Regions from separate parts of the Homo sapiens genome. Here region 2 is linked to region 1. A link is a contact called in ENCODE Hi-C or POLR2A ChIA-PET data. All regions are on one chromosome and are shown on one strand. Each heading gives the region's core, a stretch centred on a gene start or an enhancer-like site at or near the end of the contact. The rest is flanking DNA. Distances are from core to core; before and after follow the strand shown. Region 1 holds the start of ALAD (aminolevulinate dehydratase). Region 2 holds the start of CDK5RAP2 (CDK5 regulatory subunit associated protein 2).

The links. A loop is a pair of places that touch in the nucleus more often than their neighbours do. ChIA-PET counts read pairs that join two places held with the same protein, here RNA polymerase II (POLR2A). Pooled maps may share reads with other maps.
Region 2: a pooled map shows a loop between it and region 1 (11-fold over the local background). The contact joins the promoter of CDK5RAP2 here to the promoter of ALAD in region 1. A Hi-C loop is called at or near these places in 1 of 37 single-sample maps with no recorded cell type and 6 of 50 pooled maps. POLR2A ChIA-PET finds 5 or more read pairs at or near these places in 2 of 52 experiments (CD4-positive, alpha-beta T cell and activated T-cell).

What each region holds. Positions count from the first base shown.
Region 1 is chr9:113,397,651-113,403,470 of GRCh38, forward strand. ALAD (aminolevulinate dehydratase) reads right to left here and starts at 3,634. Exons shown (of 12, transcript NM_000031.6): 1 at 3,562-3,634. RefSeq lists an enhancer at 2,790-3,370 and silencers at 3,386-3,435, 3,586-3,945.
Region 2 is chr9:120,577,183-120,583,002 of GRCh38, forward strand. It overlaps CDK5RAP2 (CDK5 regulatory subunit associated protein 2), which reads right to left and starts at 2,985. Exons shown (of 38, transcript NM_018249.6): 1 at 2,738-2,985. The coding sequence starts at 2,796. RefSeq lists enhancers at 2,657-3,219, 3,073-3,202.

The sequences.
Region 1 (5,820 bases), core at 2,384-4,883:
GTCTGGCTCTGTCACCCAAGCTGGAGTGCAGTGGTTCGATCTCGGCTCACTGCAACCTCCACCTCCTGGGTTCAAGTGATTCTCCTGCCTCAGCCTCCCAAATAGATGGGACTACAGGCATGCATGACCATGCTTGGCTAATTTTTGTATTTTTAGTAGAGACAGGGTTTCGCCATGTTGGCCAGGCTGGTCTCAAACTCCTGACTTCAAGTGATCCGCCCGCCTCTGCCTCCCAAAGTGCTGGGATTACAGGCGTGAGCCACCGCACCTGGCCGAGAGAATATTTTTGCATATTGAGAGAATTACCAAAATGTAAGCCAGTTGCCCAAGACCACATAGCTACTTAGTGACTGAGCCAGAATTTGAATTTGTTCTGGACTCCAAATGCTGGGTTTTATATACTGTATTTCATAATACTGATAAACACCTGATTCAGTAGGCGTCTCTCTGCCCATACTGTTTCTGCTTTGGGTGCTGGAGAGACAGAAGAAACAAAAGAAAAACATACTGAGTGTATTCGTTCTGTGCTGGGCACAGCACTGAAGTACTTGGTAGTAGTATCTCATTTCATTGCAAGAATTGTCCTAACTTTTAGTGATAAGGAAACAGAGGCTCTGAGCGGTTCAGTGACTTGCTTAATGCCATTCTAGAGTCTAGTCAGATGTTGAAGAGAGGTCTAATCTCTCTGACTCACTTCCCACAAACAATCTCTGTTGTTTTCTGGCTTCTGAATCCAAAGCTGCATTCCACTGGCCTCAACTCCCCATCGCTTTTAGGAGGCTGAGGGAACAACTGGCTCCTGCTTAGCAGAAACCCTGGGGCAGGACTGCCTAGGAGCCTGAGACCGGGGCAGGGTTAGAGTAAAGGGAACAGTCTCACTACAGCAGTCCACTTTGATCTGTTTTTGAATTTTAAGATTCAGAGACAGATTTGATTTGAGAAACGGCTGTCAGTGCTGAAAATATTAAAAGCTTGAAAATTGCCAATCCTGTTTAATCCCTTACACTTTAATGTGGAAAATGGGGTATAAAGAGGCAACGGGACTTTTGGAGATCACAGTGAGTGACATACAGAGCTATAAACTGACCCTGCAGCTCCTGGCTTCTATTTCAGTGCCCTGATACCTACACCATAGAGTCATTCCATTGTAAGAGGTACTTAATAAGTGGAGTTTCCCACTCCATTCTGTGAGTGGGAAAACACCCCCTGAATCACATATTGGCAGAGCCAAATGCAGGGTGGGTTTTGCTTTGCAAAAAGGCCCTTAGAGTTTGGGAGAATTTCACAGACTGGGAGGGCACTTCTCCCAAATCAAGCGAGCTTGCAAACCACAATTTAAATGCCTGTGACATTACCACACTGAAGACAGGAGCGAGCCGCCAGGAGGTCCAGCACCTCTGCCCAACCACATCAGACAGGTTAGCTTTGCTGGGACGCAGAGTATAGGGCGGTGCAGAAAGATCCATGTTTCAGGGTCAGACAGTCCCAGGTTTGGTCTATGCTCTGCTGTGTAATTTTGGGCAAAGTAATTGACCTTTCAGTGTTCATTTCATAATCTACAAAATAGGCATGATATCTCTAACTTGCAAGGCTGTGGAGATTATTGATAGGGATAAGGTAGGTGTCTGGCACCAAGTAGCTGCACAGTAAACATGTAGCTACTTTTATTACTATTAGGAGTGGGGCTGGGTTGGAACGAGATGTCCTGGCACAGCTCTGTGCCTTCTGCACCTCACCAGATGGGAATATGAGCTCAAACCCTTGTGGGCCACAGGGTTTTCCAAGATTTCTGAAGTGGAGTCCCTGCCTTCCAGCAGGTTATGTGGTGGAGGAAAAACAAAATAATCACCACCGGGCTGCCAGAGTAGAGGGGTGGACCAGGTGCTGTCAGAGGGACTGTGTCTCTGAGTCAAGGGTGGTTTCATGGAAGAGGGGACAGTGAAGGATAAGAAGTGTTTCAGATTTAATATGAAAGTATCTCCTCCCATGGAAGGCAACATCCCCAAACTGGGAGTAACTGAAGTTGGGCCCTGAGCACTGCTACCAGGAGGGGCTATGAGCTTCATGTGCCACCCCCCACCCCTGCAAGTTGTACTATGCTGAGGATTCCAGAGGCTGTGGGTCTTCGCACAGAGGCTTAGGACCTGCTGCCAGCCCTGGCAGGCTCTGCCACTGGCCAGGGAGGAGGCAGTCAGGAGAGCCAGCTAGATAGAAGGTGGCCAGAACTGAGAAATCCAAAGCCCCACAAAGGCCCAGGAGAGCAGCTGTCATGCAGTTCTGAAAAGAGATGAAGTGTTTATTCAGCCAACCCACATTTCTTGAATATCTACTATGGGCCTGCTGAAGTGCTAGACACAGGGATTAAAGAGAAGAATGAGACCCCAGCCTTGCCCTGGGGCTTTGAAGAGCCTGATCGCCTCTGGGGTTAGCCATTTAGACGTAGGAGAAGCTGCCATTCCCAGAATCCTAGAATATCTTGGCTAAGAGTCTTCTTAAAGTTTGCTGATTGTATCACTGAAACAAGGGTGAAACTGGGCTCAGAGAGGGGTAGACACAGGCCCAGGATCACGCAGTGGGTCAGCGGCAGATCTGGGGGAAGGTCTCCAGCAGCCCAGTCCTCAGTGCCCACCATGACACCTCCATACTTTAAGGATAGATATCAAATCTGTTTCCCAGCAGGTTGGGCTTGTGGAGAGCTTTGGGTGAGCCAGACTCTGGGCCTGGCTGCTGTTGGTAGCAGGATGGTTAAGTATGTGGGCTCTGGAGTCTGATAGATGTGGGTACAAATCCTAGTTCTGTAGCTTTCTAGTTGTGTGACCTCAGTTTCTTCGTTTAGTAAATGGGGACTAGAACCGACCTCAATGGGTTGTTGTAAGAAATGAATGGGTCAGGCCGGGCGTGGTGGCTCACGCCTGTAATCCCAGCACTTTGGGAGGCCGAGGTGGGCGAATCACCTGAGCTCGGGAGTTCGAGACTAGCCTGACCAACAGGGAGAAACCCCATCTCTACTAAAAATACAAAAATTAGCAGGCGTGGTGGCACACGCCTGTAATCCCAGCTAGTTGGCAGGCTGAGGCAGGAGAATCGCTTGAACCCGGGAGGCGGAGGTTGCAGTGAGCTGAGATCGCGCCATTGCACTCCAGCCTGGGCAACAAGAGCGAAACTCCGTCTCAAAAATAAATAAATAAATAAAATAAATGAATGGTCAATGCACGCAACGCTTAGTACAAAACGGCTGTTATTGTTTTCACCTCCCTACCCCCCCACCAACCACCACCCGCACCTCGGGTTCTGCATCGATGGAGTCTGCCCAGGCGGTATCCGAGAGGGTGAACCCCAGAGAAGAGGTGCGGAGCCCCGAACCCGGGCCCCCAACCTCGGCTGCAGCGGGATAATCCAGCCCAAACAAACGCTCCACGGGACTCCGTGCACGGCTGCACCGCCAGGGCTTCAGGCGCACAGCACAATCTGGGGACGCAGGACTCTTGGTGCCACAGTCCCCGCCTCGCCCTGGAGCCGCCCTCCAGGCCCGCTATCTCCCCGCATCCAGCCCCCGCTCACCTGCCTCCCTAAGGGCTCCCGGCCGCTGCTCCTGTCACCGCTGTCTCCCGCTCCGGTCTCCCACAGACCGCGTAAGAGCGGGGGGGGCTCACCCGGAAGCAGCTTCCCCACGGTCCGCCCCCTCCACAGTCCAGGCCACGCCCCCTGAAGGCGGTCTTCTGGGGGGCTCCTCCGCTCCAGCCGCGGCCCCGCCCACACGCAACGAGGCCTGGCCAATTGGGTGTGTCGAGGGCCTGGAGGGCCCGCCCGTCCCCGCTCCGGGCCCTGCGCTTGTGCAGCGAACTGCAGGAGGGAGGCCACGAGGGGGCGCAGGAACCGCTTGGGAGGGTCCCTGGGTGTGAGCCGGCCTCGGAGGCGGTTACAGCCCAGGTTTCACTTCACAGCATTCCTTTGCCCAGCCTAGGGCAAACTTGGCTCTGGTTAATGGCTTGGTGAAAGAATAATTGGATGTCAAAGCCGTTAAAACAGCACCATTATGCCTAACACAGTATTAGCTAAGTCCATTTTTGCGGACTAAGCTAAAGTTGTTGAGTTCAGCGCCAGGCTTCCAAGTTTTCAGAGAAAATTTGTACCAGCTTCATTTATTTCTCAGGGTACGGCAATGCTATGAGTTGAGAGATGTGATGTGAAAGACATGGGCGTTTAGGAAAACTCCAAGTCTTGATAGGGGCATCAGACCTATGATAGGTACAATGATAGATCCGATCAAAGGTCTTTATGGAGATTGGAGATGTGCAGAGGCAAGAGGGATCTGGTGAGGCTTATGGGGCCTGGGTAAACCAGTAGGATTGGATGAGTAAAATGGCGATCGGGCATCATCGCCCTAGCGAAGCAATGCCTTTCAGGTGGTTCTTCAGGGATTATTGAAAAGTTGACTTTCAAATGTAGAGGACACTAGTGGGTTACATTACACTTATTCTCAGATTTTATTTCTCAGCCCGGTTCGGTGGCTCACGCCTGTAATCCCAGCACTTTGGGAGGCCAAGGCGGGCGGATCTCTTGAGGTCAGGAGTTCAAGACCAGCCTGACCAACATGGTGAAACCCTGTCTCTACTAAAAATACAAAAAATTAGCCGGGCGTGGTGGCGGGCTCCTGTAATCCCAGCTACTCGGGAGGCTGAGGCAGGAGAATCGCTTGAACCCGGGAGGCGGAGGTTGTAATGGGCTGAGATCATGCCACTGCATTCCAGCCTGGGTGACAGAGGGAGACTCTGTCTCAAAAAAAAATTTTTTTTTAAATTTCTCAAAATCTGTACCCCAAACCTGTTGTATACTTTATATTTTAAATTTAAGGGGCCTAGCGGCGTAAGGCTAGGGAAATATGACACTGCTTAGTTTCCAGCTACTGGAGTTCTGATCTGTATTCAACAAGGAAGGGGATAGAAAGCAAATAATGTTTGCTGTGCATTAAAGAGTCAGGGACAGTACCATGCATTTTACATTCATTTATCTAATCTTGACAGCAACGATGTTACTATTCTCACTTTACGGATTGGGAAAACAATTGCCAGCTAGATTAAATAATTTGCCCCATGTTACACTGGGCTCTCTCTGCAATGCCTGCTAATAACCACACTCCATAGGGGCAATTATTATTTGTTTTTTCCTAGATTCCCTGCCCGACATTTCTTTCCTGACACTCATTCCTTCCCTGAGGTTATTGGTAACTAAAAATAATTAGAACCATCTAAGAACCCAAATAGAACGGGAAATTTTAAAATGTTGCTGTTTGGTGTAGCTTATTTCCCCCATGTCTTTTCTTCTTCTTGACTGAAAGACCTGTTCCCACTCTCCCCCCAGCCTCCACCTTTTGAAACATTTTACCTTAATCTTTCAGTATTGTGAATGCAATAATATGAATAAATCTTAAACATATTGTTGAGTAAAAGAAGTGAGACACAAAATAGTATATAATATGATTTCATTTATATTAACTACACAATCAAGCAAAATTAAGCTGTGTTGTTAGGACTCAGAATAGTGATTTCCACTGGGGAGATGGGGAGGATTGAAAGGGAGATTAGGCTGGGTGTGGTGGCTCACACCTGTAATCCTAGCACTTTGGGAGGCCAAGGCTGGTGGATCGCTTGAGCCCAGGAGTTCAAGACCAACCTTGGCAACATGGCGAAACAGTCTCTACAAAAATTACAAAAAGTAGCTGGGCATGGTGGTGGACACCTGTAGTCCCAGCTACTTGGGAGGCTGACATGGGAGGATTGCTTGAGCCTGGGAGGTCAAGGCTGCGGTAAGCTGTGATCG
Region 2 (5,820 bases), core at 1,735-4,234, 7.2 Mb after region 1:
GAAACCCCGTCTCTACCAAAAATACAAAAATTAGCCAGGCGTAGTGGGGCATGCCTGTAGTCCCGGCCACTAAGTGGCTGAACCATGAGAATTGCTTGAACTCTGGAGGCGGAGGTTGCAGTGAGCCAAGATCACTCCACTGCACTCCAGCCTGGGCAACAAAGCGAGACCCTGTCTCAAAAAAAAAAAAAAAAAATCATAGAGACAGAAAGTAGAATGGTGATTGTCAGAGGCTGGGAGAAGGGGGGAATAGGGAGTTACTGTTTTAACAGGGACACAGTTTCTGTTTTGCAAGATGGAGAGTTACGAAGATAGATAGTGGTGACCGTTGAGCAATAATACAAATATATTTAATACAACTGAACCATGCTTTAAAATGGTTAAGATGGAATGTATGCAGTATCTACGTCCTGCAAAGGCAGGGAGATGAGGGAAAGGAGAATATTTGCTGATCTGTTGAGTAGTTACTCTGGGTCAGACACTGAGCTAAACTTTTTAAGATTCATTTTAATCCTTATGCCAACCCTAGGCTTTATACCAACCCCTTTTACAGATGATAAACACTGAGGCTCACAGATGATGAGTGACTTGCCCCAGATCAAGGGGTTGTTAAGTAGCAGAACTGGGATTAAAACCCAGCTAGGCCTGGGACCCCAAAACCCAAGTGTCTGGCCAAAAAGCACTGAAATAAGAATGGCTATCTGAGAGAATAATAATGGAAGTTATGATAACAGCAATAAGCAGCATTAAAAGTATAAAGCAGCAGACTGTGAAGAGCAGATTTATATTTAAAAAATAGTTCTCACGCCGGGCGCGGTGGCTCACGCCTGTAATCCCAGAACTTTGGGAGGCCAAGGAGAGCAGATCATGAGATCAGGAGATGGAGACCATCCTGGCCAACATGGTGAAATCCCGTCTCTACTAAAATACAAAAATTAGCCACGCACGGTGGTGCACTCCTGTAATCCCAGCTACTCCGGAGGCTCAGGCAGGAGAATTGCTTGAACCCGGGAGGCGGAGGTTGAAGTGAGCCGAGATCGCGCCACTGCACTCCAGCCTGGTCACAAAGCAAGACTCCGTCTCAAAAAAATAAATAAATAAAAAATAGTTTTCAAATTGTAGTATAAAAAACTATTAGAGGTGCAAAGGACAATACAAGAGAGAAGCCATACTCCCAATATATTGGGGCAGTGGATGTAAAATAGATAGAAAAGGGCATGATGAAATATCACAGGACCCAATTAGACAGGAACTGCAAAGCATCTTAGTCTGTGCCTCATACATGAAGGTTCTCAATAAACAGAAAAACCATTTGTCCAGGTTTACCCAAGATAGGCCCTCTTTATGTCTGCTGCCCGGGCATAAATATTAATTATTTTCACTTTCCTTTTTTTTTTTTTTAAAGATAGAGTCTCACTTTGTCACCCAGGCTACAGTGCAGTGGCATGAACACAGCTCACTGCAGCATCAACCTTCCGGGCTCATGCAATCCTCCTGCCTCAGCCTCCCGAGCGGCTGGGACTACAAGTGCATGCCACCACGCCTGGCTAATCTTTGTAGTTTTTGTAGAGATAGGATTTCACCATGTTGCCCAGGCTGATCTCACACTCCTGAGCTCAAGAAATCGGCCCACCTCGGCCTCCCCAAGGGCTAGGATTACACAGGTGAGCCACCGCACCTGGCTCTTTTCACTCTTAAGTGTCCCAGTTAGCACAATAAATAACATGGTCACCCTTTCAATTAGGATCTGTTGACTAAAAGCAGCAGCTTGTCCATAGTAGAGCTGGATAAACAGTGCAGGTTCTCCGTCAGGGCTCTCCTCCTCTTCCCTCTACTCACTCTCCAACCAGGAGTCTAGGACAACCACAGGGGCCAGCCGTGGAGCAGAGTTGCGCTCTGTTAGGCCTTCCTACCAGACCCCAGCTCCACCAGCAATGGGGACTCCCACAGTCTCTTGGGGCAGGTCCATGGGAGGCCACTCTTGGCCATTATTCCCTGATTCATATCACCTTTGATGACAGTAGTAATAATGACACTAATGGCAACACAAGATCATTTTTTAAGCACTGATTATGTGGCAGGCACTACACCTGCCAAGCAAATGGCTCGACAGGCATCACCTCTTTTAATCCTCACCCCAACTCTGTTGGGTGGATATTACTAGCCCATTTTACAGATGGGAAAGCCGGTGAAATCACTTTACCAAGGTCACACAGCTAGTCAGTTTACAGGGCTGGATTTGAATCCAGTTTTGTCCAACTCTAGCCAAGGTTCTTAATCATTGCACTCCATTGCCTCCTGGGTGGCCACTATGTGACCCAAAAAGCAAAGTCTGGGCATACCGGCTACACTCTCTCCATAATGAAAACAAACTCTCAAACCAGAAGGAACCATCAGGTGCCCTCAAGGTCCCTGTTCTCCACCAATCCCCACTAACGGGATACTCCAAGTGGCCCCACCCTCGTCCTACTCTTTCAGAAAACTCCTTACCTGTTCTTCACACGCTCTACAAAGTACATGGCGCAATGCTACTGGCAATTGTGGTGCAGGTCGCGGCTCCCAGCCCTCCAGAGTGTCAGGTGGTGGGCCCCCCAGAGACCCTCTCCGAAGGAACCCACCCCACACACTGCCCCTGGCCAGACACCCTCAAGAGCAAACCCCAAGGCCGCGTTAGAACGAAATCCCACCAGCTGGAACCCCGGCCCGGTTACCACGACCACCAATGCCCCGGCCGCACCTGCAGCCGCTGAGCGTCCCAGGGACGGTGACGTCCTCTTCCAACACCAAGTCCATCATGGCTACAGAGGTGGCGACAGCGTTGGTGTCTGTGGCGGCGGCGCCACTAGTACCCCCCGCGATAGCGACCCGCCGGGCTCCCCAGGTCCCCGCCCCCTCCACCCCAGCTCTTGTTCAGACTCTGGCGGCGCCGCTGGAATTCAAACCACAGACGCCGCCATCTTTCCCGGCGCTTCTTCCTACGGAAACGAGGCGGGGTCACGGAGGCGCACGCAGTGAAGCCGACCGGCTGGCGCCAGAGGACGGGCAGGGAAGCGGGGATAGGTGCCATCTTAACTAAGGGCAAAGCATCCGTGCTTAAGCCAAGCAAAAATAAGAGACAAAAAAAGGCCGGCTGCCATTTTTTGTGAGGGCACTTAGGGAGAGGCGAGGGCGGGTGCCATCTTTGTTGAGGGCCAAAGCGGGCCCTAGTCCGTTAATTTACGCGGGAGATGGAAATGAATACAGCCACTCAGGAATCCTCAAAGTTCCTAACCTCGTGTTTGCTTTTCTAGAATAATGACCCCAAAACTTTGGGATTTGACCTTAAGTTGAAACTCAGATAACTGAGTGCTGCCTTGCTTTGGAAAAATACTACGTGCGGAATCTCAAGGCAAACAGTAATTTGCAGACTTAGTTTGAAGCAAATAACTCATTCCCATGAGCCAGTGGTCAACAGCACTCCCACTCCAGTCTCTCACCTATTGGTCTTTTATTACCATTAGGACTCAAAGGCACCTGTGGTCAGAAAACTGAGGGCCAGCAAGAGGAAAGGACTCTCCCAAAGTAATTAAGTATTGACAATGTCTTTCAACTGGAGTGGGGGTCTGCAGCTCCTGCCAACTAGATGAGGGCTCTCTGCATAACCCTGGCTGCCTTTCTTTTTTTTTTTTTTTGAAATGGTGCCTCTGTCGCCAGGCTGGAGTGCAGTGGCCCGATCTCAGCTCACTGCAACCTTCACCTTCTGGGTTTAAGCGATTCTTCTGCCTCGGCCTTGCGCCACCACACCCGGGTAATTTTTGTATGTTTAGTAGAGACGGGGTTTCACCATGTTGGCCAGGATGGTCTCAATCTCCTGACCTCGTGATCTGCCCACCCCGGCCTTCCAAACTGCTGGGATTACAGGCGTGAGCCACAGCACCGGCCCCTTGGCTGCCTTTCTTAAAGCACATAGCAATCACCAAACACTTAGATAATCTTGGCAGAGCTTAAGCAATGAAATTAACCTTCCCCTCCTCAACTCAGTGTTGCTCCTTCCTCTGCAGGCCCTTGTGAGAGAGCCCGATGAAAATAACTTGAAATGGTTGGTGAGTGGATAGATAGTGACTTTCCCAGTAATCTTGAACAATTCCCCTTTCACCCTGTTTCCTCATTCTTTTTTTTTTTTTTTTAAATAGAGACAGGGTCTCACTATGTTGCCCAGGCTGGTCTTGAACTCCTGGCCTCAAGCAATCCTCCCACCTTGGCCTCCCAAAGTGCTGGGGTTATAGGCCTGAGCCACTGCACCAGGCCCTCATTCTTCAGTTAAGTAATTAACCAATTATTGATACTTTTCAAAAGAAGCCTTCCCTAGTCATTTAATCTAAATCAAGCCACTTCTTGTATTCCTAGCAATGCAAATTATTCCTTTGTGGCACTTACCATATTTTGCAATTTGTGTGTGTGTGTGTGTGTGTAAAATCATTTTTTAAATGTCTTTCCTTGCACTAGACTGGAAGCTGCATGGGGCAGGGACTATATTCTGAATTGTTCACTGCTATATCCTCAACACCTAGCACTATGTCTGCCACTCAGCAGCTATTTGAAAATGTATGTTAAATGAATGAGTGATTCAATCAATCAGTCTGGAAATAAGGCCAATACCTATCCTGCAAGGTTTTTGTGAGAATAATCAGAGATACTTTTAGGACCTCTGTCAATAGTAATTCTGTGTATCCCAGATTCATATTCATTCTCTCTCTTTCTCTCTCTCTCTCTGTCTCTCTCTCAGCTTTAGTTAGGCTTCCAAAGCCCGCGATTATTTGCCTGTCCCCCTTCTTTCTCTAGATCTTCAACCACACCCACAATTAGCAATGATAAAAGCATGAAAAAGAGGGAAAGCTTAGCACACCTGGTGCACTGCCTCAGGAACGGGGCAGTCCTTGAAGCCCAGGAACCAATACTCCTTGCCAGTAAGTTCAACCCATGAGATAGGTGTGTCCAAAAGCAGGGAAGTTGGGGTGTCAGGATTCCCACCCTGGCTCTGCCACCAACTCTGTGATCTTTGGCAGATCACCTTTTTTTTTTTTTTTGAGATGGAGTTTTGCTCTTGTTGCCCAGGCTGGAGTGCAATGGCACGATCTCGGTTCACCACAACCTCTGCCTCCCGGGTTCAAGCGATTCTCCTGCCTCAGCCTCCCAAGTGGCTGGAATTATAGGCATGCACTGCCACGTCCGGCTAGTTTTGTATTTTTAGTAGAGGCAGGGTTTGTCCATCTTGGTCAGGTTGGTCTCGAACTCCTGACCTCAGGTGATCCACCCACCTCAGCCTCCCAAAGTGCTGGGATTACAGGCATGAGCCACCCCACCCGGCCTGGCCAATCACTTCTCTGTGGACCTCAGCTTCTACATCTGTTAAATGAGAGGGCTGAACCTCTCAGGGTCTCTCAGGATGTTACAGCTCTGGAGGTGATTTCTACATTTCTTTTTTTTTTTTTTTTTAAGATGGAGTCTTGCTCTGTTGCCCAGGCTGGAATACAGTGACGCGATCTCAGCTCACTGCAACCTCCTGGATTCAAGCGATTCTCCCACCTCAGCCTCCCAAGTAGCTGGGATTACAGGCACCTGCCACCACGCCCAGCTAATTTTCGTATTTTTAGTAGAGACGGGGTTTCACCATGTTGGCCAGGCTGGCCTCGAACTCCTGACCTCAGGTGATCCACCCACCTCGGCCTCCCAAAGTGCTGGGATTACAGGTGTGAGCCACTGTGCCTGGCTTCTGTGTTTATTTCAAAGCTACTAACATACAACCAACTCTCTCCTGGGGAGGGAGGCTAACACTTCCCA